6 separate regions of the Homo sapiens genome follow, and regions 2, 3, 4, 5 and 6 are each linked to region 1. A link is a loop called in an ENCODE intact Hi-C map of the cell type or tissue named here. Cell type or tissue: heart left ventricle. All regions are shown on one strand.

Region 1 (4,000 bases):
AATAAGAAAAAAAGAATCCTTAATTCAATCACATCTGCAAAATCCTTTTTGCCATATAGGGTAATATTCACAGGTTCCAGGGATTAGGATGTGGACATCTTTGGGGTTCATTATTCAGCCTCCCATACTCAGCATACATTGGATTAAACCATATACATTGGGTTTGTAGGTCAAAAAAGGTTCAATATTGGCGATTCCATGTGATTCCACCTAAGGGTTCTCAATATATAGGAGTTACTATTAATACCAATAACAAAAGAGGAGATAATTTTACCATAAACTGCCAGCTCTGGGCCTGTCCCTGTTGTCTGAGGAACAGTGTTTTGGGCAATTTCACCTGACTGTCTGTGTTTGCTGAGCCCTGGGTTTTTAGTACTTCCTGTACCTTAGTACTTCCTGTGTCACTGCCCTGGAAGCATAGGTAGGTTCCTCCCCAAGACCATTTGCCTCTCTACTATCCTGGAAGAAGCCTACTAAAGAACTGCAGAAAGAGACACTCCCTTCTGCCCAGCTACAGGGCTCTGTACTCCATAGCATCAACACTGCTGAGGAAAAAGCAGCTCCCAAAACTGTCCGTGTTGCAAATGTGTTTGGTGCGGTAAAAAGTCTGTGGCACTGACGCACTGTGCCATATTAAAGCCTGAAGCCAAAGGAAAAATAAAAATCAGTGATATTGAGCTTCTCTTTATTTCAAATCTGATTTTTTTTTTTACCATGGTTATTTTACATTTATTTTGACTTTTAAAAAATATTGCATTAAACTATTATTTATCCTGGCTACTAAGTTTTTTGGCATTCCCTTAAATTTTGCACCCAAGATTTCATTCTCCTCACCCTAATTCCCAACCTGGTCTGTGAGTTGGTATTTGCAGCTATTCTGTCTGATTGATGATCGTTTTGGAGGGACACTCCCGGCAAAAGTTCAAACTTTATCTGTAGAGGAAAACAAGGTGGTTAGGATTTACCGAAGTAATGAGAAGGAAAGTCACCCTCAACCTCTAAAATACCCCTTTTCCGAGTGACTCTCTTGGCTGCCAATTGCCTTCTCCAAGTGAAAAAGAATAAACTAATTTCATACCTATTCTGTCCAATAAAGCTCATTGTCCTACCTCCACCTCCAGTGGTAACAGACAGGAACAGTTCATTTTCCATTGCTAAGCAACGGCAAAAACAGCGCCCGGCATCTGTGCCCGGCCTCACCGGCTGATAGGGATCACTGTCTAAAGTTCTTGTTTGCATTTTGAAGTCAACAATAATTGCGGTTCTCTATTAGTGTTCATTAAGATGGTTTATGGCTGGACTAACTCCAATCTCCACTCAGCGGTTTGAATGCGTTGTCCTCCCAGGGAAAGAAATATTTGGCAATAAAAACCCTGCGTTTATTTCCTCCCCTCATTTCCCCTTGCTGGGCTGGGAAACGATGGTCACCATCCGCAGTTCCCTGGCCGGGGAGAACAAGGCGCCTGTTGAAGGTTGTGGAAGAGAGGGGTGGAGAGGAAGCCTCTGCCCTCCTGGAGCTGGCTTCCTTCCACTCCATGCTGAAAGTAGGCCAGTGGAGCAGAAGTCTGCTGGGGGAAGTGAGCTCTTGCTGTTCACTGGGGCGGAGAGCACTACCCTATTTTCCCAACGCCAGCCCTCAAGTGTGGAAAGAACCTTCCCAGCCTCTTTCCACGGACTCAGTGCCAGGGAGAAGCACTGCCCTGGGACGTGATCGGCTCCTGCCTCCCTGGCCCGGGACTGGGTCAAACAGTGGCCTCAGTGTGATGGCAGAAAGTTCCAGGCAGCTTGAAAGGGCCGCCCTTGGATGCAATTCCCAGGTGTTGACTCACCCGCGGCGGCTGAAAGGCTGCCAGCCCCGGCCAGCAGCAGGCCGGCACCTTTACGCAACCTCTCCTCATCCCCAGCTCTGAAAATACATCCAGAAAGCAGCCTAAAGCAAGTCATAAGGATGTCGTTCTCCCTTTTAGACCCCATTCCAAGACACCCTTCCACGCTCGGCGCTTTTCAGAGCAAGCGTGGCCTGGCCGTCATGGTCCTCTCCTCGCTGGAGAGAATTTTAGGGCCATCCTGGAAAACAAGCCCGCTGGCGCCCCCTAGTGTGCCCGGGAGCCAACGCCATTCCAATTTGTGTTTCGGGGAGGCCGGGCTAGGTGAGTGGGGTTGGAGAAACGAATCCAAGGGATCAGGGCAGGAAAGTTTAATTCCATGAGGTCTGGGGCAGGTAACAGAAAATCACACTTACAGTCCTGACTCCGTTTATGACTTAAGAAATTGCTGTTCTTAACTTCTCTCTCGTGCTTTCCTCTGACTCAAATCTCTCCTGCCTGGTTGCTGGAGAGCAATAGGATCTTGGTGTCTCTATTACTGAGGGAAACTGAAGACCAAGTAGTCGAAATACCTTAACCTTATTAAGAAGTTATAGAATGACCCTGTCTTGGGGTTGGTATGTGCAGAAGCTTAATCATCGGAAATCAAGAAACTGTAAGTCCAAGATCATTTGCTTTGCTACTGTTGCTAAAACGTCTTCACCCTTCTGTTGAGTACAGAGACACCCTACGGCAATGATTCCCAAGCAACTGGAAGGTTAAGAAGATCTTAACAGCAAATTCCTTGTATCCTGGTAATTCTGTAGTTCTTTCTCTTTCCTTCTTCATTTTCTCTGAATAGCAAGGAAGACAGAGTTCAGGTAAATGTGGGGGAAAAAATCTTTTGTCAGGATAAGCCAGGGCAGGATGGGTGCTGGAGTATGATGGGGGTATCGAGAGCCATGGAAATCTTTAAAAGAATTGGCCACCACCTGCCTAGGATAACTAGGAGGTTTGCCTACATAAAAGCTTGGGCGCTTGACCAAATGGTCACTTGAAGAATCTTCCCAAGTGGCTGGGTGCGGTGGCTCATGGCTGTAATCCTAGCACTTTGGGAGGCCAAGGCGGGCAGATCACCTGAGGTCAGAAGTTCAAGACCAGCCTGACCAATGTGGAGAAACCCCATATCTACTAAAAATACAAAAATTAGCTGGGTGTGGTGGCACACACCTGTAATCCCAGCTACTCAGGAGGCTGAGGCAGGAGAATCGCTTGAACCCAGGAGGCAGAGGTTGCAGTGAGCCGAGATCATGCCACTGTACTCCAGGTTGGGTGACAGCATGAGACTCCGTCTCAAAAAAAAAAAAAAAAAAAAAGGAATCTTCCCAAGTTGATTATCTTGATTAAACAGTCAAGAATAGGGATGGCAAATAAGTTTCACATTCCATACCAACCTTAGTCAACTGAAGAGCCCAAAGCATAGTATTGAGAGTGTTCCTGAAAGTTCAATTTGAGGCAAAGCATCTTGATTGATTTGTAATGTCTGCCATGAGCACACAACAGATGGGTGGTGGCATACATACAGCTAGGCAGGAAGATAAAAGAGGGTATTACATGCCAGAAAGCCACACCATTGTGCCTTTTTCTTTCTTTTTTTGTTGCTTGTTTGTTTGAGAAAAGTTCTTACTCTGTGAGGCTGGAGTGCAGTAGTGTGATCATAGCTTACTGTGGCCTCGAACTCCTGGGCTTAATTGATCCTCCTGCCTGAGCCTACAGATAGCTGGAACTACAGGTGTGTGCCACCATACTGAGCAAATTTTTTACGTTTTGTAGAGACAAGGTCTCACTATGTTGCCCAGGCTGGTATCAAACTCCTGCGCTCAAGTGATCCTCCTGCCTGAGCCTCCTAAAGTGCTGGGATTACAGGTGAGAACCACTGCACTCAGCCCCCATTGTGCCTTTTGATGCTACTGTTTGATAATTCTTGTATTTGAGGACTGTACTGACAGTGTGGCTTTTCCAACTTCCTGTATTAGGGTTGAGGGAACTTACTTTTCCCATCTTCCCCCTTTTTTTTTTTTAATTATACTTTAAGTTCTAGGGTACATGTGCACAACGTGCAGGTTTGTTACATATGTATACATGTGCCATGTTGGTGTGCTGCACCCATTAACTCGTCATTTACATTGGGTATA
Region 2 (4,000 bases), 150 kb before region 1:
ATTGAAATGCTGAATTTGAGTTTTACAAGCTCAGTGTTCATGTTTTGAAGCTGTAGGCTCATTTTTAGAAGGCTTTTTTTTAGAAGGCTATTACCGCTGTGTGAGAAATCCAGCCACAGCCTTCATGAAAGCCCCAGGCCAAGAACGGGGCTCCAAGACAGTGGAAGGAAAGAACCCGGGGTGCCTACAAAGGTCACAGAAGGAGACGCTCATGGACAGGAATAACAGAGAAGTAAATGTGAAGACTGGGCAGAAAGTAGGGAGTCTACCTTTGCATTCACCGTCCCATCTGACCGCCAGCCCTGGTTCAATGCCCTGGAGGTCAAGGGCAAGTACAGTCAAGGAGCAGGTTGTAAGGACCCCAAGGATTGGAGCAGTTCCTTAGCAAGGGAGTGAAGATGCATGGAGCGTCTTCTCTGTGCACTTGGGAAGCCAGCTGGCCCATCCTCCCCATAAACCCAACCAGAGGAATGTATCTGCAGCTTGTGGTTAGCTCTTTCTGGCTTCACTCTTTCTCCGTGCCCCCTACCCCCGCCACCTTTCTTTTCATTTTATATTGCATAACGTTATTTGCCTTGGGATTTGAGGCAGTCCTTTGCCTTCTTAAGGGAGAAGCATTACAGGCAGAATGATTAGGCAGTCATCCCCTGCCCTGCCGGCATCGCCCAAGGCCTGGAAAAAGTGAGAGGCTATTCCTGTGCAAAAATGGTTAAAGGCAACAGCCAGCCAGCCACAGTGATGGTGTGTGGGCAGCCTATGTAGGGGTGTTTGTGTGCCTGTGTCCCAGTGTGGATATATCCCAGGTCTTCTCTAGGTTGAGGGGTCCTGCCACTGCCCATGAGTGGAGAGTGTGGCTTCGGAGAGCAACACATTTCCTGTCTGCGCAGAGCCTGCCTGTATTCCCCCGTGGGCTGGTGCTATGGCTGGGCTCTGTTGATAGAGCTTCCTCGTGCGGTGCTATTTATAGCCCCTTGTTTTCACCTCTTGGGCTGCTAGATGCCCCTGCTTGCATGGGGGCCACCAACCTAGTCTCTGCTGCTGTTCTGCTCCCAGCAGATAGAGGCTGGCCTGGATAGCTGGAAGGCTTTTCCTTTGTCCTCACCCTTCATAGCCACTCCAGGTCACCAGATGGCAGCCACTTAGATCTTTTCTCTTCCTCCTACCCTTGCTCAGCATCTGTAAAGGTAGCTCAAGGCCGGCAGACTGGCCACAGTCCAGGGTCTGAAGCTGACTAGGTTGCACAAAGGAAATGGCTCAGACTCTGGTGAGAGCCCCAGGCAGAGCAAGCCTCTTTATCATTGGAGGGTCCGTGTTGCCCCAAGGGAGCCCAGCACACCATGTCTTGCTTGGGCTGGAGTCCCTAGGGGTCCCTCCACCTCTCATTTCAGTCTAATGCTTCACTTGCAGTGCAGCGGCAGTGTGCACCTAATAAAAACCTCAGGCTACAACATTTTGTCCTCCTGGCAGCATCCGCTGTGCATGTGACATTAGCCCTTTTAGACTTTGCCCGTTTGCAGCATAGGAAACATTCTGCAAGGAGAGCCACCATGTCTCACGCGCTCTATAGGATGCTGCCTTCAGAACAGTCAGCATGGGACATGGCTGGCTCATTACCCCCTGGACTTTGGATTATGCTCCAGTCAAATCCATCTGCCTACCCCACCCTCTCCACCCTCAAAATGGCTATGTAGATTCATTCCAGCTTCTAGTATCTCCTTCAGTACCTGCTTTGCAGTTCCCGTTTGACAAGCCCCGTGAGTCAGCTTTAACCCCAATGGAGGACTTGTTAGTCAGGAGAAGCCAGATCTCCATTACTCATCTTCAAAGGCTTATATAATCCCTGGTTGGAAGGTTCCCAGAGACAAACTAGATAATAAACAAAACAACAAAATGGAACGAGGGAAGGGGAGGGATTGGGGGAAGGCGTTCCTCCCCCTGCCTGGAACTGGGATGTATGTCAGACACACCAGGCACAGCAGAGGGAAGACAACTAGGAAATAGGCTGTGTCTCCCCGTGCCAGCCCCCTCCCCAGTGTGCTTCCAAGTAAGCAGGTGGAAAGGCTGACTTTAGGAAAGGGAAGGATTAGCGGAATCACCTGCTGCTCAGCTTATGGCCTCTGAGAGAGTTAGCCAGGGCTGCCCTCCAAAGGCAGCGGCAAGAGCTCAGAGGTTAATTTTAGAAGTTGTGAAAAACCAAGGAAGCTAAGCCTCAGGAGGGGAGCTGGGGAAGTGCTGAGGGACAATGTAGCGTGGAGGAGTTTGTCTTGGACCTTAGACTTTTTTCTTTTTAAGATTCTCAGGATTGCGTTATCCCATTTAGAACATAGCATCTACAATGAGCAGTGCTGCTCTGTTTGGCTCTCTTCTTATGTGTGAAGGTTGCCCTCTTGCTAGTTAAAACCAGAAAGCTTAAGAGTCCCTCTCTAACTGCAGAGAACGTGGCTGATGGCAAGTGTGGGGAAGTGTGGCGCCAATGTCCCTCATCCTGAGAGCCTCAGGGGTGGGTATTCTCTCATCTAAAAGATAAATACGTAACTGGCCTAACCTGCAAGGATGATGCTAGAGGCCTGGGCCTTGTCTGGAGAGAGCCACAAATCCGAGGAAGAAGTTGACTTTCAACGTCCAGCCCTTTTGATGTCTTACATAGCTGGAGGCCAGTGCACTTCAGTACATCAGGTGCGTCAGATTGGCTGTAAAGGTTTTGGTCTTTCGGTGTCTTAATATGCTCTGAGGGAAACAGAGTAAAAGGAAGGGAAAGAGTAGATTTGCTGGTAGAGAAAAGGCTGAAGAATGGACTCATGTTCCCACCGAGCTTCCTAATGTAGAGTAGTGAACTGTGGGCCTCAGAATGCCTTTCTCTAACAGAGCCATTTTAGACTGGCTGTGACTTGTTCTTCAGAAGCCACGTTCCTGACACTTGGGGATGGGGACAGAAAGGAGAAAGACAGGGGTATAGTTAAGTGTCACAGCTGGCTTCTGGCAGCTGGTGAGCAAACACGAGCACATCCGCCATCTCTCCATGGAGAAGACTGCCAATGATGAGGACGGAGAAGTGCCAGGGTTGGCAGAGGCAGCATTTAGTTGCAGCTCATTTGAGAACAAGCTGCAGGATTCAGAGGAAGAGCTGAGTCTACATGCCAGGAGTCTTGTGAGGTTCAGGAAATAGCTCAGGGAAAGCCTATTAATGCTGCAAGAGAGCTTTGTCCATGAGATTCTCTTTGAAGTGAATGCTGTTCATTAATCAGGAAGATGTTTTAATAGGTAAATGCAGTTAGGAATAACTACAAAAAGCATAATGGGCTGAAAGTATTTCCCCATGTCCGGACCCCTTTCAGCCCTATCCTTGTAGATCATTAGTAAGAGGATGCTGGAGAGGTGATATAGGATGGCAGAAGGATGACGGTGACGATGACGATGATGAGCTTACATAACGAGCCAGCCACTGAGCTAAGCCGTTGACCTAGCTTATCTTATTTCATCCCCAGAGCAATCCTGCAAGGTATGTTTAAGCCTCCTTCACCAGTGAGGAAATGGAGACCCAGGAAGGTGAAGGCACTAGGCCAAGGCCACAGAGCCAGTAACGGGGCAAGGCCAAACTGAGGCTGTGTGGCTCAGAGCTCACACTCTTAACCACTGCAGTATACCTCATCCCTGAGGGTTCCGTGAGACAAGGAACATCCAAAGAACGTGGTCTCCAGTAGGAACTTGGTGACGACTGGCTTCCTTTCCTAGTTTTCCTCTCTGCTGGCCATGCGCCTGATGCTTACATGTTCTGAGTATTTGGGCAGAGGACTCTGTCATGCCACACTCTCCCCAGGGGTGCTTTTCTTCCTTGATTGGCAGATGGCTTGACAACCATGCTAGGGTTAAGAAGAACTTGCGCTCCCTAACTTGGATTTGCTCTGCTCCTGTTCCAGGGCTTCCCTCATCTTTGTCCAACTTTACGTGTTTTGGGTGTTTTTGCTGCAAGGGTGGCTCTGATATGACATGCTATGCACAA
Region 3 (4,000 bases), 660 kb before region 1:
ATAGGGAAGAAAGATTATGGTATAATTTGACTGTGTCTCCACCCAAATCTCATCTTGAATTGTAGTTCCCATAATCTCCAAGTATCACAGGAGGGACCCCGTGGGAGGTAACTGAATCATGGGCGTGGTTTCCCCCATGCTATTCAAGTGATAGTGAGTGAGTTCTCATGAGATCTGATGATTTTATAAGGGGCTTGCCCCTTCACTCAGCTTTCATTCTTCTTCCAGCAGCCATGTGAAGAAGGATGTCTTTGCTTCCCCTTCCACCATGATTGTAAGTTTCCTGAGGCTTCCCCAGCCATGCTGAACTGTGAGTCAATTAAACCTCTTCATAAATTACCCAGTCTCAGGTTAGCACCATGAGAAGGAACTAATACAGATGATGAATATGTTATTGTCTTAGGACCAGCTGCAGCAGCAAGGGCTATCTATGGTCTGTCTTTTTTGAATAAGCTGTGACATGATGAAGTGAAACTGACGTGAGAAGCATGTTGATATCGTTTGGATTTGTGTCCACACCCAAATCCCATGTGGATTTGTAATCCCCAGTGTTGGAGGTGGGGGCCTGGTGGGAGGTAACTGGATTATGGGAATAGATTTCCCCTTTGGTGCTGTTCTCATGAGTGAGTTATGGCAAGATCTGGTTGCTTAAAAGTGTGTAGCATCTCCCCTTCTCTTCCTTGGTCCTGCCCTGGCCATGTAGGATGTACCTGCTTCTCTTTCACTTCCCACCATGATTGAAGGTTTCTTGAGATCTCCCCAGAAGCTAAGCAGAGGCCACCATACTTCCTGTACAGCCTGCAGAGCCATGAGCCAATTAAACCTCTTTTCTCTGTAAATTTTGCAGCCTCAGGTATTTCTTTATAGCAGCCTGAGAACGAACTAATGCACATGTGGATCTAAGTGGTGCAGGGGGTGGACTGTCATGGGTGTTGTTGGTGCTCTGCCCAGATCCCTTCATATCCCCCTTTCCAGTTCATTGCCCCTAGCCCCAGCTTCTAAGTGGTTTACTCCTAAAGGTTCATACCCCTTCCTTCAGAGAACTTCCTTCCCTTAATCTATAGGAGCCACTTCACTGCAGAAGAGGTATTAAGCACCTAGACTCACTTAACGCGTCTAAATTAAGTGCCTAGACTCACCCAGACTCACCTCAGAACCAGAAGTGCTAGGTATTTTTGTCCCCCCACCCTTTCCAGGAAAGACTATAGCCAGTGACTAATTGGTGCAGGGTTATGAAAACCCCAGCTCCCTTGCCTCAAGTTGGGATAAATTCTAATTTATGCTCCAGAACTAGCTGGGGATCTTGCTGGGGCTGGAACTTCACCTTAAATTGCTCCCTTGCTTGGCTGCTTCTTTCCTATTCTGCTTCCCTTTCTAGTTTCTCCTGGAAGCTCTTCCTTAATAAATTGCTTGCACGCAAATCCTTGGCAACCCAAGACAGTTCCCTAGTAGAAAATACACTCTCGAGCTTCAAGTCAGTGACAAGGAAATAAAGAAAAAAAAAAAAAAAAAAAAACACTTAGTGAACAGCTATGGTTTACAAGAAAAAAAAAAAAAAATGTTAAAGCCCAGAATGGAGTACCTACCATGAGTCAATTGTCTTTGGTTTGGATTTTCATTTCCTAAGAATTTGATGATCATAAGTGGTTATTCTGGTAGTACATTACAGAGTGGGACATCTGTAAATTATCAATGATACATCAACATAAACCGTATGCCCCAGATTTTTTGGACAACCTTGATTTCAAGTTTTTAATCCCCTTGTCAGACCATGTTCCAGACAGTGTGTCCTGGCTGGTGTGGGTGTTTGGACAGCAAAGGGGGATGCTGGGCTAGCCAAGAGGCAGCTGAGAGGACGAACTTGAGCATTATAAAAAGGCAGACACTTGAAGTTAATAAGCACAACTGGACTTCAAGTCCTGGCTCCACCCCAACCAGCTGTAGGCCACATTTTATTCCTGTTAAAATGAAGTTCCCAGCTCCCACCTCACAGGATTGAAAATGAGGTGATGTATACAAAACGCTTAGCATTGCTCCTGGATTTCGTGAAGTTCAAGAGATGGTTCCTTTGGAGGGGAAGAAGAGTGGGTGAAGAACCCTCCAGTGGAGTTTGGGGACTTCATTGTCCTAATAGAGCCGGCAGGGGATGGGGGACCAGAGGTCGAGAGCCCACGTTGAAGCGTTGCATTCATCTAAATTTGCTGAGCGCCGTCTCCCTCCCAGGGCGCGGGACTCAATACTTGTACGCCAAGGGGGAAAAGGCCGTCAACTCGACCTGGAAGGGACGGCGCAACGCAGAATGAGCCGCGAGGCCCCGGGCCACCACGTGGCTTCCCGATGGCCTCCCCCGACCCTCCCCCACTCCGGCCCCGCAGGGGAAGTAGGTGAAGGGTGGAAGCCGAGAGACCGCGCCGCGGAGGCGGCCCGCCGCCGGTTTCCTAGCAACGCCCGCCCCGCCCCGCCCCGCTGGCGCGCCGGCGCCGGGAAGCGGGGGGGGGGCGGACCGCCGTTGCCATGGCAGCGCGGCGGCCGCGCCCGACGCCGCCGGCGCCTGCGGGAAACGCGGGCCAGGGGCCCAGAGTGGGCTGCCAGGTGGCGTCCCTGCCTAGCTCCCACTCCGGGATGGACCAGACCTCGCGCCCGGGGGTGTCAGTGGAGAAACCGAGTCGCCCCGAAAGGTGGCAGGGCCGCAAGGCCGGTCGGCCCCACTCACTCCCCCGCCGACTGGGGCGACTGAGAGCTTGGAGACTTTCCAGTTTGTCTGGTGGGGTCTGAGTTGGTCTTCGGGGCCGGAGTAGGCCAAGGGAATTTTTTTGATTTTGGAATCTCTTCGGACCTTTTTTCCACACCTAGTCAAGACTGCACGCGTGTGCACACACGCATACGCACGTCTGCAGCCTGATGTCCCATCCTTTTACCCTAGGTGTTGTCACCTGAAGGTTCTTTAATCTCGGAAAGAGAATATGCAAAAGATAGCAGCTGCCAAAAGCTGCCTTTTAAAACGACTTTGAAAATCAGTGTTATTTCCCGAGGGCCATTTAAACGGAAAACCTCCGTGCCTGGAAGGGTGTTCTAGATTCTGGACTCAAATTTGCATTATTCTAAATCACTTTTTGCAGTGAGCTGCGATTGGAGAATTCAGTTGTGGAGTATTAAATTTAACCGTACACCCATTTAGCTAGTGTAATGATCGCTTGGCCAAAAGACCCACTCACAAAGACAAAGCCACACGCTTCTCAGTCGTTCTCTGGCTTGAGTGTTTTTAATAGAGGCGGAGTCAGTCACATGTTTGTGAGTTTAATCAAATTGACAAGGGCTCTGAGCGAGAAAAGCTTACTGTCTAATTCGAAGGCAACATTAGGTACATAGAGATGCATTCTCTTTGGACTTATTTGAATCAGAGCTTTTCAAATGGAATCCTCTCCTGCACATATTTTTCTCGATCTGCTGCAACTGGAAAATTTAAATCAAAATCTTATTTCTTATATTCATTTTGATGGTAAATGTGCTGGTAAATGTGTCTGCGCTGAGATTCTGCATTTTCTTGATCAACAAGGAAATGCGCAGCAATCACTGTGAATTGAGCACCTTGCTGATTGAGCAACACTTAAACCTAGAGGCATGAACGACCATAATCTTGGGATGAGAATCCCCTGTAGTATATTTCAAAAGCATATTCACAGCTAACCTTTTTCCACTCCAAAGGATCATTCACTTGGAACTTTTTTATTCTTCATCTTGCCAGACTATTTAATTTCTTCTAAAACCACTTTGACACACTTTTTAGTTTGAAAACGTGATTGTGTTTGGACAAGTGATCATATAAAATTAATTTATACACACACACACACACACACACACATATACACAATGTCCTCTTAATCTTAGATCATTTTTTCCCAGTATCAAAACAGAACCTTTAATTTGCATGGTGGAGGGTAGAAGATAAATTCAGAAAGCTAAACCAAAAGTCTGAACAGAATAGTTTTATGTTTAGCAC
Region 4 (4,000 bases), 390 kb before region 1:
ATCCCCGGCCCAAGACCATTCATTTCACCCCTACAATCTCAAGGTGTGTGCAGGGCACAATTCAGCTTTAAACTTTTCTGCTTTTACTTTTGGTTAGGCAGAACCTCCGTCTGGTGGTATTTGAATATGAGTGTTTTCTGTGGCCCTTTTCAAAGTATTCAAAGTGGTTTAAAAATACATAATGTTCAGAGATCTAAGAGCTAACGGAAGTACTTATTTGGGCCTTTTAAAAATAAAAAAATCAATTAAACAGATTTGAGACTCTTAACTCTCGCGATGTCTTCAAAATAGATACTAAGATTAAAGAAAAAAGAAGGCTTGAAAATCATAGGACTACTTATCCACCCAGTCATAATGCTTTTAGTAGTGACAGTAGTAGCAAATAGCACAGTTTATAAAAACAGAAGAGCTAAAATTCTTTATTTAATATTAAACAGGAAACCGAAAGTAGTCTGCAGCAATGTGGTGGGTTTTCAGCAACCTGCTGCTGTGTTTATCTGTGCTGAAAAAGCCTAAATGAAACATTTCTTCTTTGATTGCCTTAAGATTGTAAGTTTGAAGGAAAATCCTTCAAACTGGAATCATGACCACTGGAAGCAGGTTCTGTATGGTAAGGTTTTGAAGCAACCTGTTTCCACCAGAACCAAAGGAAATTTGGAAGCAAATCAAAAACCTCTCAAAGAGTGGAAAAAGCTTTGTACTTTTATTTTGCCTTTGTGCATTGTTGTCATTTATCCAACATGTGCATATGAATATTCTTTCTGAAGACCTGGGCTTCATTTTAAGGTCAGCCTTCAATTTCTAGAGAATATAATTTGCTGCTATTTTTAGAGCATCATGATTGCTTGTAATAACTAATGGAAAAAAACTCAGAGAAATAAATGTGTAACAGCTGTGTCTGCTTAAACTTGATTAAAGGCAGTAAAAAAAAGTAAACAGAAGAACGAATGTGACAATAGACAAGGGGGAGACAAGTATCTCTCTCATTGTGAAAACTTTTACAGGCATAACTTGTTCCACTTTGGAAGGCCAGCGATGTCTGTGTTTAAAGTTTACTTTACTGTTTGTCTTGAGTGGGATCAGTGTTGTAGTGAATAATTTATAGCCAGCATGAATGAGCTCATTAGTCACCTTTTCAGACTTTAAATGAGTTTTGTGGTTGTCATTACTCGAGCCTTCTGTTCAGCCGCGGAGCAAAATGACAGTTTGGCAGTTGTTGCTGGGGCCGCCTGTTCCCCTTCAGGTCTGTGTTGGCTTTTGTATTTCGTTGAATCCTTCCCTGGCTAACCCTTCGCTGGTCCAGGCAGCAACTCTCCCACTTCACATGCCTTTTGCACCCCAAGTTTAAATGAGAAGTTTTTCAGGCTTCAAAAAAAAAAAAATCAGTTGTGTCTGCCAGAGAGAATGGGGGAATGAGGTGGATGAAATGAGCTTTTTCCAGCAACTCCTGGGTATGATTCCCTTTGTGCTTGGTTTGATATTCAAGCTACTCAAAAGCAAAAAGCAAGCCAGTGCGTTGAGAGGCAGCGGAGCCAGGCTCCCACATGGTGCCAGGCGTTTTAGACCGAGGATGTCACTGGAATTTGGAGGGAGAAGGATGTTTCAGGGTAGGTTTGAACTGTTTCAATTCTGAGTATCAGTGTGATGAGGGTAAAGAAACTTGCTACAGCAAATAAATCTGCGAGGCCAGATTTCCACGGACAAAGAAAACTGCATTTTTTCTACAAAGGGGTTGACAGCATGACTTTTCAAGGTCGCAGCCAACACGGAGGTCCAGGATCACTGGGAATGGTCATTACCTCTTCCCCATCTCTGTGCCTCCCAACTCCAAATCATTAAGAGAAAGCGAACTGTTGCAGCTGCCTCCTCACTGAGCCCTTGGAGACATGCCTGGGAGGCTGGTATGTGGGGAAGACAAGCCTAGGCATGCCAGTAGCAGGTGGGATTTCTTTGGAACGGATGTCATGAAGTTCATCCCTCCCATTGAACCTGGCCTGGGCAGCCTCCGGAGAGCTCTGCCATTCACTCCCTGGGACTGGCCTCCATCCAGAAGTCCAGGACACCGTGGCATGCCCACCTTGGTCCTCAGGTAGCCTCTGCAGGCACTCGTGGGGCGTGGAGGCCTGCGCAGGGTGCCTTGGCCAGGTGCTTGGACCCCTGCGCTGAGGTCTCTCTGACGTCTGCTGCGAGCAACAGGCACTCATGGCTGCCGTCACCAACGTGGGCAGCACCCCCTCCGGGACCCATATTGTTAGACAGCTGGCCTGGCGCTGTGTGAGGCATAGAGGAAACATGTTCAGGATTCCTCTCTGGAAGCAATGCCAACTTAAAAAGGACGCCTGGTTGTTTGGGGGCCAAATCTTTGAAACCAGTCAGAATCACGTCTTTGAGTGCAGAGAAGTGAGGTGCTGTTGAACATACCCACAGAAAGAGCTAGCAATTCACCTGCTTGCTTCCTTTCCAGCCCCGACCCTTTTAAGATTGAGTACTCACATGCAGTCACGTCTCACAATTTCTGGACACCTTTTGCCTGCACCTCAACCTCAATATTAAAGGCACAAGATACACTATTTTGGGAAGGAGTGAGGATTTCAAAACAGAAAGGGTTGGTGAACTTGACTAGCCAATGAAAAGAGACTTCAGGTTTGGCTGTTGTAATAAATGGAATAAATTGCTAATCTCCAAAAAAGAACTTTGTGCTGCAGGGAAATATGTTAGTAATCATTTAATCTATATTCTGTTTCTCAGAGAGTTCATCAAATTCAGAGCTCTTACTTTGTTTTAAAAAGACTCTCGTAGAGAGAAGAATCAATTGTTTTCTTTCACACCCCTCTGAAAAAGTAAAACGAGAGAAGTTATTTCTTGGCGTGGATAAGACTTTGGCAGACTTAGCCACCGAAACCCATGAGACTATGGTACTTGGTGTACTCACTAAAGAGAGGAAAACAATAAAATCTCTTAAAAACTTTGGAGGAGGAAAATGTTGATGAGGCTACTTTTCTCTGACTGATCTGTAGAGTTAATAGATGCCAGCTTGAGAGAGGGATAAAAAGGAGACTTTTTTTTTTTCCTGTTAAGTGATCAATATTTTTTATTACCACTGTGCCATGTGCTATGAGCAGAAGAGAAAACAGAGTCCCTTGCCCCTCAAGGCACTTACACTCTGTTGGTGACGTTCAGTATCTAGTTGATTTATTTTTTTATTACAAAGATACACCATACTTTGTTGATTATGACATAGAAGTTGAACTTTGAGTTTTTGCAAGTAGTGCCTTTTCATTCAGTTAAAAAGTCCTGGCCGGGCACGGTGGCTCACTCCTGTAATCCCAGCACTTTGGAAGGCCGAGGCAGGTGGATCACGAGGTCTAGGAGCTGGAGACCAGCCTGGCCAAGATGGTGAAACCCCATCTCTACTAAGAATACAAAAAAAAAAAAAAAAAATCAGCCGGGCGCAGTGGTGGAGGCCTGTAATCCCACCTACTTGGGATGCTGAGGCAGGAGAATCGCTTGAACCCAGGAGGCGGAGGTTGCAGTGAGCCAAGATCGCACCACTGCACTCTAGTCTGGGCAACAGAGCAAGACTCCATCTCAAAAAAAAAAAAAAAAAAAAAAGTCCCCTTTTCCTTCCTCCTCTTGTGCTTTTTTTCTTCTTTTTCTTTTTCTTCTCTTTTCTTTTTTTTTTTTTGAGACAGAGGCTCACTCTGTCGACCAGGCTGGAGTGCAGTGGCACGATATCAGCTCACTGCAACCTCCACCTCCCTGGTTCGAGCATTTCTCCTGCCTCAGCCTCCCAAGTAACTGGGAGTACAGAAACCCACCACTGCGCCCGGCTAATTTTTGTATTTTTAGTAACAGAGTTTCACCATGTTGGCCAGGCTGGTCTCGAACTCCTGACCTCAAGTGATCCACCCGCCTCGGTTTCTCAAAGTGCTGGGATTCCAGGCGTGAGCCACCGCGCCCGGCCCTCCTCTTCTATTTCTCGGTCACAATTTTGTCTCCC
Region 5 (4,000 bases), 360 kb before region 1:
AATGAACAATTATTTGGTGTTGCCTAATGCCAGGTCCATATTCAGATATCCCTGTTTACAAAATGTTTGTTTGAATTAGGGTCCAAATGTGGTTCCTGCAGTGCCTTTTGTGATGTTTCCTGTCTGTGTCAGTCTGCAGCACTCCTATGCCCTCTTTCCTTTTTCATTCCCTTCCCTGTTAAAAGAGACCCATGGCTTACACTATAGAGTACTTGCATTCTGTTTACTTCCTTGTGATTTCGTGTAACTTGCTTCTCTCTCTCCTTCTATTTCCTGTCAAATGGAAGGAAGTACGAACGTCTGGGTCACATTCTGGATATATCACTTCCAGAAGCCTGGTCATCCCCCTCTTGGGGAAGCTGAGATTGAGCCATGGGTTCACATGAGGTCACTGTTCCCTACTCTATAAAATTTCTCATTAGTTTTTTTTTTTTTTTTTTCATTTCGTCTATGGATGATCTGTGCCTAAATCAATTAAGGTAGAGTTTTAATGTCTGGGATTAAGTTTTACACTCCCTAAATACAGGTCTTACTTAGGAGTGTAAGATTAGCATGTACTAACCTCTCTGAGTACTTGTAAATGAGAAGTAGAATGCAGTTATTTTTTTCCAGACTGGATTATAAGGTATGTGTGTATTTCTATTTCTGTGCCTTTTTTTTTTAACCTTTCCTCTTGCTACTTGAACAAAAAACATTGTCATCAAAGGGTTTATAAAGGAAACACTGTACAAAAGTATGTTTATTATATCCAGAGCTGAGTGCTTTAAATACAATTTTAGCTTATAAATATAGGCATGCTTGCTTTGTGCTTTCCATATGCAGTATCTGATTTCTTCCTCACTAAACCCTATGAAGTAGGCCCTATTATTTTCTTTCTTAAAATAGATGATGAGTTAAGCTCTGAGTGGTTAAGTAACTTGCTAGAAGTTGCACAGCTAGCAAGTGCAGAACTTACTAGGAACCTAATTGGAAGGAACCTAATTCCTTCCAACTTTTTAAAAATTATTGATTTAATTTATTTTTGAGACAGGGTCTCTGTCACACAGGCTGGAGTACACTGGCATGATCATAGCTCACTGAAACCTTGAACTCCTGGGCTCAAGTGATCCTCCTGACTCAGCCTCCCAAGTAGCTGAGAATACAGGTGCATGCCACCACATCCAGCTAATTTCAAGATTTTTTTTTTTTGTAGGGCTGCGCACTGTGGCTCATACCTGTAATTCCAGCACTTTGGGAGGCCGAGGCAAGCAGATGACTTGAGCCCAGGAGTTTGAGACCAGCCTAGGCAACATGATGAAACTGCATCTCTGCAAAAGATAAAAAAATTAGCTGGGCATTGTGGCACGCACCTGTAGTCCCGGCTACTCAGGAGGCTGAGTTGGGAAGATCGCCTGGTGACAGAGCTAGATCCTGTCTCCAGAAATAATATATTTTTAGTAAAGGTGGGGTCTTGCTGTGTCGCCCAGTCTGGTCTTGAACTCCTGTCCTCAAGTAATCCTCCCAATTGTGAGCCACCATGCTTGGCCCGATTCCCTCCAATTCTGAAGGGCATGTGCTTACCCCTGGTGCTTGCCTAGGCCTTCTCAGTATAGCAGACATTGTAGATGATCTCTCTGTGCTTCCTTTAAATATCCTGTGAATATGGGTTATAGGGGATTGAAATAACCCAAATAAACCCAGAATTAACTCTGGGGGCACAGGATAGAGAAAGGCAAATACAGAGTATATTTTTGTACCGTTGAGATGGGGCTCAATTGTCAGCACATGTAAAGTTCTTGCATCTGCACAGAGCACACAACTGTCTGCTCAGCTTCCGGTTTCCAGGCTCCATCCTGAGCCCCCTGCCTCATAGGACCCCTTCAGTGGCATCAGAGCCAAGTGAGGAAGCTTTTCTCCCTGCGTGTACACTGTTGATACAAATTGTCTCTAATTTGCTGTTCTCTTCACGTTTGCTCTCGGTAGATGAGATTCTTTTTCAAAGGCAGTTTTGAAAATGAGGTCGCACCCAGGTGTGGTGGCTCACGTCTGTAATCCCACACTTTAGGAGGCCAAGACGGGGGCATCATTTGAGGCCAGGAGTTCAAGACCAGCCTGGCCATCATGGTGAAACCCTGTCTCTACTAAAAATACAAAAAGTAGCCGGGTCTGGTGGCGGGCGCCTGTAATCTCAGCTACTTGGGAGGCTGAGGCAGGAGAATCGCTTGAACCCGGGAGGCAGAGGTTGCGGTGAGTGAAGATCACGCCACTACACTCCAGCCTGAGCGACAGAGTGAGACTCTGTCTCAAAAAGAAAAACAACAACAAAAAAAGAAACTGAGGTTGCACCTCTATGTGTCAGCACCCCACGTGAGCAGTTGCTTCTAGTTTTCTCTTCTTGGTGTTGTGAATGCAGAATCAAGAGCATTTCCCCTAACCGTGACACCAGTCAACCTACCTGTCTCATTGATGGACCTTTTAGGAGGAAGAGATGACTTATTATTATTATTTTTTTGGATAAATAATGCTCATTGGAAGACAGTGTGGTCTGGTTCGGATGTGTAAATTCCTAAGAATTAGTGTAATGTTGGGTGGGGTGGAACATGTAATTTTGTAATGTGTGTGAGACTCCTCTGTGGTCTCTGGGTGAAGTGACAATCCTCTTCATCCTCGACCTGGGGCTGCCTTGTCCAGCGTCGGAAATGGCTCTCCCTGAAGACGGCCTCCTTCTCACCGGTGCCTACTGCCAGGCGGGCTGCTTTCTGCTGTCTGTGCTATAGGCTATGTCACCTCAGAAGGTTGAGAGTTTACCAGGGTCTCTGAGGGGCCAGAAATAAAAATACTCCCTTGTCACAGGCCCTGGAATAGGAAGCCATTCATACCAGCATCCTGTGATCCCAAGAAAGCGCAGCTCCCTGACCCATCCTGCCGATTTTTTTTTTTTTTTTTTTTTTTTTTGAGACAGAGTCTCGCTCTGTCACCCAGGCTGGAGTGCAGTGGTGCAATCTCGGCTCACTGCAACCTCCGCCTTCCCAGGTTCAAGCGATTCTCCTGCCTCATCCTCCTGAATAGCTGGGATTACAGGTGCGTGCCACCACACCCAGCTAATTTTTGTATTTTTAGTGGAGACAGGGTGTTTGTTGGTCAGGCTGGTCTCGAACTCCTGACCTTGTGATCTGCCCGCCTCGGCCTCCCAAAGTGCTGAGATTACAGCCGTGAGCCACCGTGCGCAGCCCCATCCTGCTGATTTGTTCCTTCCAGACTGTTCGTTCCTTCTTCTTCCAGTCAGTAGGTGTCTTGGGTGGGGGCACATTTCCGTTGTCTTGCTCTGGCAAACCTTTCATTTGTCTGCTCATTCATTCATTTATTCAACAAACTTTTTAAAGTACCTACTAAGTGCTAAAAGAATACAGAATTGAATGTACCATGGCCACTGCCTGTAAGGCACTCATGGTCCAGCGAGCCCTCCCCTCAGAGTCTCCCTCTCACTAGTGGAACTTCTCTAGCAGAAGCTCTTACTCCACTGCTGTATGCCCTTTGTATTCTCTGTTTTCTGTCTCACATCGTTGCTTTTCTGGCCCTTCATGGATACACTACCTTTCTACTCCTCACAGTGACTTGGCCAGGAAGATGCCACTAACCTGGATAGGGGTCTGTCTGAGGCTGCTGGGAAAGCTTCTGGGCCCGAGGGCCCTATCAATGTATCTGTCCAGTATCTCCCCCTGTTTCCTATTGAGAAAATGTTGCATTCTCTTTGGTAGGGCTTTGTGGCACCTGGATAGGTCTACCAGATACTTCATCGATGTACTGCCTGTATATCCAACCAGCAAGAAATGGTTTTCAGAACCTTCCCCATTGGGCTGGGATTTCCCTTTGAAATCATTTTGGCTGCAGGATAATTCTCTGCAGTAAATAACATAGGAAGTTGGCACTCTGACCTCCTATTTGAAAGTTATGAGTTTAGGCTGGGCGTGGTGGCTCACGCCTGTAATCCTAGCACTTTGGGAAGCCGAGGTGGGGCGGA
Region 6 (4,000 bases), 580 kb before region 1:
CCGTCACCTGGCTGATATTTAAGGACACGTCATCAGAGAAGTTACATTTCCTTTTGGCAGAGAGGAGGAGGAAGGGGACCGCCACACACAGAACTGGGTGGTGACTTTACCATAGGTGCAGGAGGGCTGAGAAGGGACCTATCAAAGTTCCAGGGGTCACCAGGTCTGGACAGAGACACCCTGGATGCCACTAATAGGCCACCTTGTATATGAATTTACAGAGTTTTTGAGGCCTTTCGGTGCCGGGACTGCTCATAGAAACCCAGGTTCAATTTGACAAAACACTACTCCTCCATGTGTCAAGTGGAGTCAGTTCTTAATTTCTGATAAAGAGCAAAAAGACATATGGGGGATGAGGCATTGCTCAGCCTCAGAGTTTGAAGTCTTCTGCCGGCCAGGTTGCCCTGGGCAGCTCCAGGACAGAAATCTGACCAGTGTGGGTGGGTCTTCCTAGCCATGTTTCTCATTTTAGCAGAGACTAACATATTTCCAACAAGCCTCATATTTGCTTGCTGGTAAATTGCTGCTCTGAGACAGGTAAGAAATGATGACTAAAAAAACCTACCTGCGTTTTTGTTTCGGATGCTTCATTTTCCGCAGTACTTACAGAGAGATAGTTGGGAGGCCAGGTGATGTACTCAAAAAACAGGGCTTGTTGAAAGCGGAGACAGGATGGGATTCCAGCTGCTCTGCTCACCAGCCATGTGATTTTTGAACAAGTCACTTTACCTTTTGGGACCTCCAATTTCTCATCTGAAAATTGCAGATTATTGTATCTGCTTTCTCACAGAGGTGTGGTAAAGATCGCATGAGATGTATGTGCAAGTAATTTAAGATTGACAAGTGTAACATATGACAACTAGTTCTTGGCGTGGATATAAGGCATCAGAGAAGGTGCCTTTGATGTTTAATTAATACTAAAAATCTTCCATTACACTTGTTTAGCTAAAATTGGAAAGGGGGAGGGCAAGAATACTTTTCAAAGGGACTTTTTTCTGCTTCAAAAATAGAAATCAGAAAGCACATATTTGATTTTCCTTATGGTGTAAACCACAGTGCCATTGTTATTAGCAGTTTTACAGAATTGCGACCTTCAAACTTGGTGATATCAAAGACTGAAAAAAAGCTCCCAGTCTTGAAGCCTTTCAAACAGGCTTTTCTAACTAAAGCACTTTTATTTTGAATTAAGGGCTAATAGAATTGTCCTCTTAAATGAGCACTTGCAAGATTAAAAGTTGCTTTCCAGGTGGGCTGCAGTAAATGAATGTGCCAAGAGGTTGCTGAAAGCCCTTTTGGGGGCAAACGAGGGGAATCTGATATGAGTTCATGTAACAAACACCCTTTTCCCTTTGTGAAAGAGAAACCTGGAATTTACAGTCTTTCTAATTGTACATGAGCTGATTTGTGTATACATCTAGGATCATAATTTACTTTCAGTTTACTGAATTTGTGAATTTTCGCATTTGTTTTAATTTGTAATTAAGTTCTCTCTATGAGGCACGCCATATGCCTCCATTAATTCTTTCTCGTTGATTTCTTAGGAGATACATGAGTGCATATTTTCATGCAATTTTTGAGGTCTTTTGAAAATCAAATGACTACATGTTTAGCCATATGGGGCTTTGTTATTTAAAAGAGCATATTATAAAGTAAAAGAAGGCGAAATGCAAAAGGGCCTGTTGTCAACAGGGGGAAAATATTGGGAAAAACAGTTTAAAACATTGTTTTAAACACACACATTTTCAACCTTTTTTCTTTTTAGCGTTATATTTTTGAAATCTATCTTTATCGATCCCGTACCGCGTCTCACCGTCTGTGAACGGCCAATGTCACCAGTGCACCCGGCAAACCTCTGTCTGCCAGGTACTGCCCCTACGCTTACCCTCGGGCTGCAGATCCTAGCATCTGCCTTCTAAGAGTTCAGTTGGAGCCAATGTCTTTCTTTTGAACATCTTGTGCCAGGATTTGACATTAAGCTCCAGTTCATCCGCACACCCCGCGGCCGCTTTCGCAAGGGACCGAGAGGGTGGCGGCCTCGCCCGGAGACTCGCGGCGCTGGGAGCTGCCTGCCCTCGGTGCGGGCTGCAGACCGGGCCGCGAGGCGGGCGCGCGGCGCGCACTAGGACCCAGCAGGGCTCCAGGCCGGGGTGGGAGCCGCGCCGCCGACCCCGGGCGGGCGCCGGGCGCAGGAGCCGGGGTTCCGGCCGCGATCTGCTGCAGCTCGGCCGGGAGACGGCGCGACCCGGCGGCGGGGCCACCCGCGAGTCCAGCGTCGCCGCAGCCCCCCAATGCGGCCGCGAGAAGCAGCGGGGGGGCAGGCGATCGAAGGTAACGAAAATGGGGCTCATTTCCTGCCTCCTAATCTGCTCGGGTTTAGCATTGTCACGAGAAGCCCTCCGTGTTCAGGCTGCTGCATTTTGGGGCACTCTTTGATTTTTTTTAAAGGTGTCCGCCCCCCTATTTCCACCTGGTTTCAGATTGATTTATAGCTTGCAGCCCAAATGGGAAAGATCCAGCCATGGCAAGTTGCTTATTTTCATTAGTTTTGTCTCAAAAGTAAGTTCATTAAAAAAAAAAAAAGTTTCTTAGGAATGTGTGGATAGTCGCTTTTTAAAATTTTTTTTAAAAAATTGCAGACAAATGGATATTTATAAAAATAATCAAATAATTGATGCAATTCTGTTAATTACTTTTAGGGAAGCACACTTCTGTGGGCTCCCCGGGCGTTACTTTTATTTTCAAGGAAGGAACGTGTTAAATGTGGAGTTTGTTTGGCTGGGCAGAGTTTACAGCATTGCTGTCGCAACTGTTTGGCTATCAATTATAAACAGTGTCAAATCTATGGGCAGTTTCAGCCTCTTTTCAAATACTGTAACGGGTTATCCTGATATGACATCTACAGATGAGTTTCCACTGAGGGTAATAAGAAGATTTCTCTTTTTGGAGAAACATTGTTTTGAGGGGAAAACCATGATTGCCGGCTGGGAAGGCTGAAGAGACTATTTTTCATGCTTTGTTTATACTCCCGGGATGACATTTGGGGAAGGGAAATGCAATCTTTCTCCGGAGGTTTTAATTGTGGGATTATTAATTTATTTAATTTATTAGTTTCAATTGGTTGGGCTCGGGGAGCCCTCCGTCACAGGCTGTGCTTAAGGTGACACATTTGCTAGCAGTTGGGACACATGATTGCAAATGTAAAATGTGCCTCACCCGAAAGGACTGGTCTGCTGGAAGCTCCCGTGTGGAGCTGTCGTAGGCAGGGTGCGACTGGCTCATTGAGGAAAAAGGGAATCGTTTTCCTTAGCTAAGGAAGACATCCTGTTATATTCCTTTTGTTCCCTGTTTTTCATTGATCGCCGACTCTGCCTTGGAGAGGAGAGCAGCTCGGAGGGTGCAGAGCTCTGAAGGCTGCACGAATGACTGGAGCCCACTTTAACTCTCACACTGATTGGTCAGTTAGATTGAGACTTATGAAAACAGTCACCCAAAACCTTCTTTTAAAATCGTGCTGTAGTTTCAGATAGCCCTCTTGTGCACAGATTTCTGCAGGGTCGGTTTTTCATTTGGGTGCAGTTTGCTCGAGATACCTTTATGTTTAATTTTTTGTTGTTGTTTCTATCCACATAAAGTAGGCCATTTTGGTGACAAATTTCTTTGCAGACGTCAGCTACTAGCTTACACGTATACACAGCACTTTACAATACATTCTCAATGATTTCTGCTCATAAGTTGTAGAATGCAAAGTTGTTCAACTTAGAATAATGATTCCTAACCGGGTTTTGATCTGAGTCTTTTAAAAAAAGGACCATCAGTAGATGGATGCTTAACTGTATCATTACTTTGATAATTTAAGTGCCTTGTGCATTAGCACGTTTCATGCACTAAGTCTAAAACTGTGACAGTGAAAGGAAAAGACAATGAAAAGCAAACAATCAAAATCAGCCTGCACACTATTCTGAGAGATTGTGGCATCTGCTTTGAGGCGAATGCATTTCAC

What was found. Hi-C counts contacts between places; a loop is a spot of excess contacts. Peaks named below come from ENCODE experiments on the same cell type or tissue, not always from the same donor. Only the 100,000 strongest peaks of a DNase experiment are listed, where the experiment ranks them.
Region 2: a loop joins it to region 1, with 4 times the contacts of the local background. A loop is called at or near these places in 30 of 110 quality-filtered maps.
Region 3: a loop joins it to region 1, with 6 times the contacts of the local background. A loop is called at or near these places in 4 of 110 quality-filtered maps.
Region 4: a loop joins it to region 1, with 3 times the contacts of the local background. A loop is called at or near these places in 64 of 110 quality-filtered maps.
Region 5: it touches region 1 in a loop (3-fold over the local background); 56 of 110 quality-filtered maps call a loop at or near these places.
Region 6: a loop joins it to region 1, with 4 times the contacts of the local background. A loop is called at or near these places in 19 of 110 quality-filtered maps.

Annotation. Positions count from the first base shown.
Region 1 is chr14:89,038,614-89,042,613 of GRCh38, reverse strand. It overlaps LOC105370615 (a long non-coding RNA gene), which reads right to left. Exons shown (of 3, transcript XR_944128.3): 1 at 835-4,000. Among named protein-coding and RNA genes, the nearest start is that of TRA-AGC15-1, 62 kb to the right of the region's middle. RefSeq lists enhancers at 1,108-1,664, 1,716-1,835 and a silencer at 2,136-2,195. In heart left ventricle, CTCF peaks have their summits at 1,883 and 2,087 (motif pointing left); DNase peaks (open chromatin) are centred at 1,185, 1,793 and 2,073; H3K4me3 peaks cover 1,087 bases; H3K27ac peaks cover 810 bases.
Region 2 is chr14:89,184,213-89,188,212 of GRCh38, reverse strand. The region is part of intron 4 of FOXN3 (forkhead box N3); the gene reads left to right. Among named protein-coding and RNA genes, the nearest start is that of FOXN3-AS3, 160 kb to the left of the region's middle. In heart left ventricle, CTCF peaks have their summits at 1,083 (motif pointing right) and 2,141; no DNase peak of the experiment used is centred here; H3K27ac peaks cover 2,764 bases.
Region 3 is chr14:89,700,171-89,704,170 of GRCh38, reverse strand. No RefSeq gene overlaps it. Among named protein-coding and RNA genes, the nearest start is that of FOXN3-AS2, 130 kb to the right of the region's middle. RefSeq lists a silencer at 2,447-2,506. In heart left ventricle, no CTCF peak of the experiment used is centred here; DNase peaks (open chromatin) are centred at 1,850 and 2,380; H3K4me3 peaks cover 1,589 bases; H3K27ac peaks cover 1,886 bases.
Region 4 is chr14:89,426,914-89,430,913 of GRCh38, reverse strand. LOC107984635 (a long non-coding RNA gene) reads right to left here and starts at 2,560. Exons shown (of 2, transcript XR_001751025.2): 1 at 2,494-2,560; 2 at 1-1,576. It also overlaps a transcript of FOXN3 not described here. RefSeq lists an enhancer at 1,211-2,410. In heart left ventricle, no CTCF peak of the experiment used is centred here; a DNase peak (open chromatin) is centred at 2,098; H3K4me3 peaks cover 2,485 bases; H3K27ac peaks cover 2,640 bases.
Region 5 is chr14:89,403,439-89,407,438 of GRCh38, reverse strand. All of the region lies in intron 2 of FOXN3 (forkhead box N3), which reads left to right. Among named protein-coding and RNA genes, the nearest start is that of FOXN3, 12 kb to the left of the region's middle. In heart left ventricle, no CTCF peak of the experiment used is centred here; no DNase peak of the experiment used is centred here; H3K27ac peaks cover 198 bases.
Region 6 is chr14:89,617,356-89,621,355 of GRCh38, reverse strand. LOC105370617 (a long non-coding RNA gene) reads right to left here and starts at 2,039. Exons shown (of 6, transcript XR_944131.3): 1 at 1,883-2,039. It also overlaps a transcript of FOXN3 not described here. RefSeq lists enhancers at 1,794-2,293, 2,294-2,795 and a silencer at 2,021-2,400. In heart left ventricle, no CTCF peak of the experiment used is centred here; a DNase peak (open chromatin) is centred at 2,115; H3K4me3 peaks cover 2,817 bases; H3K27ac peaks cover 2,144 bases.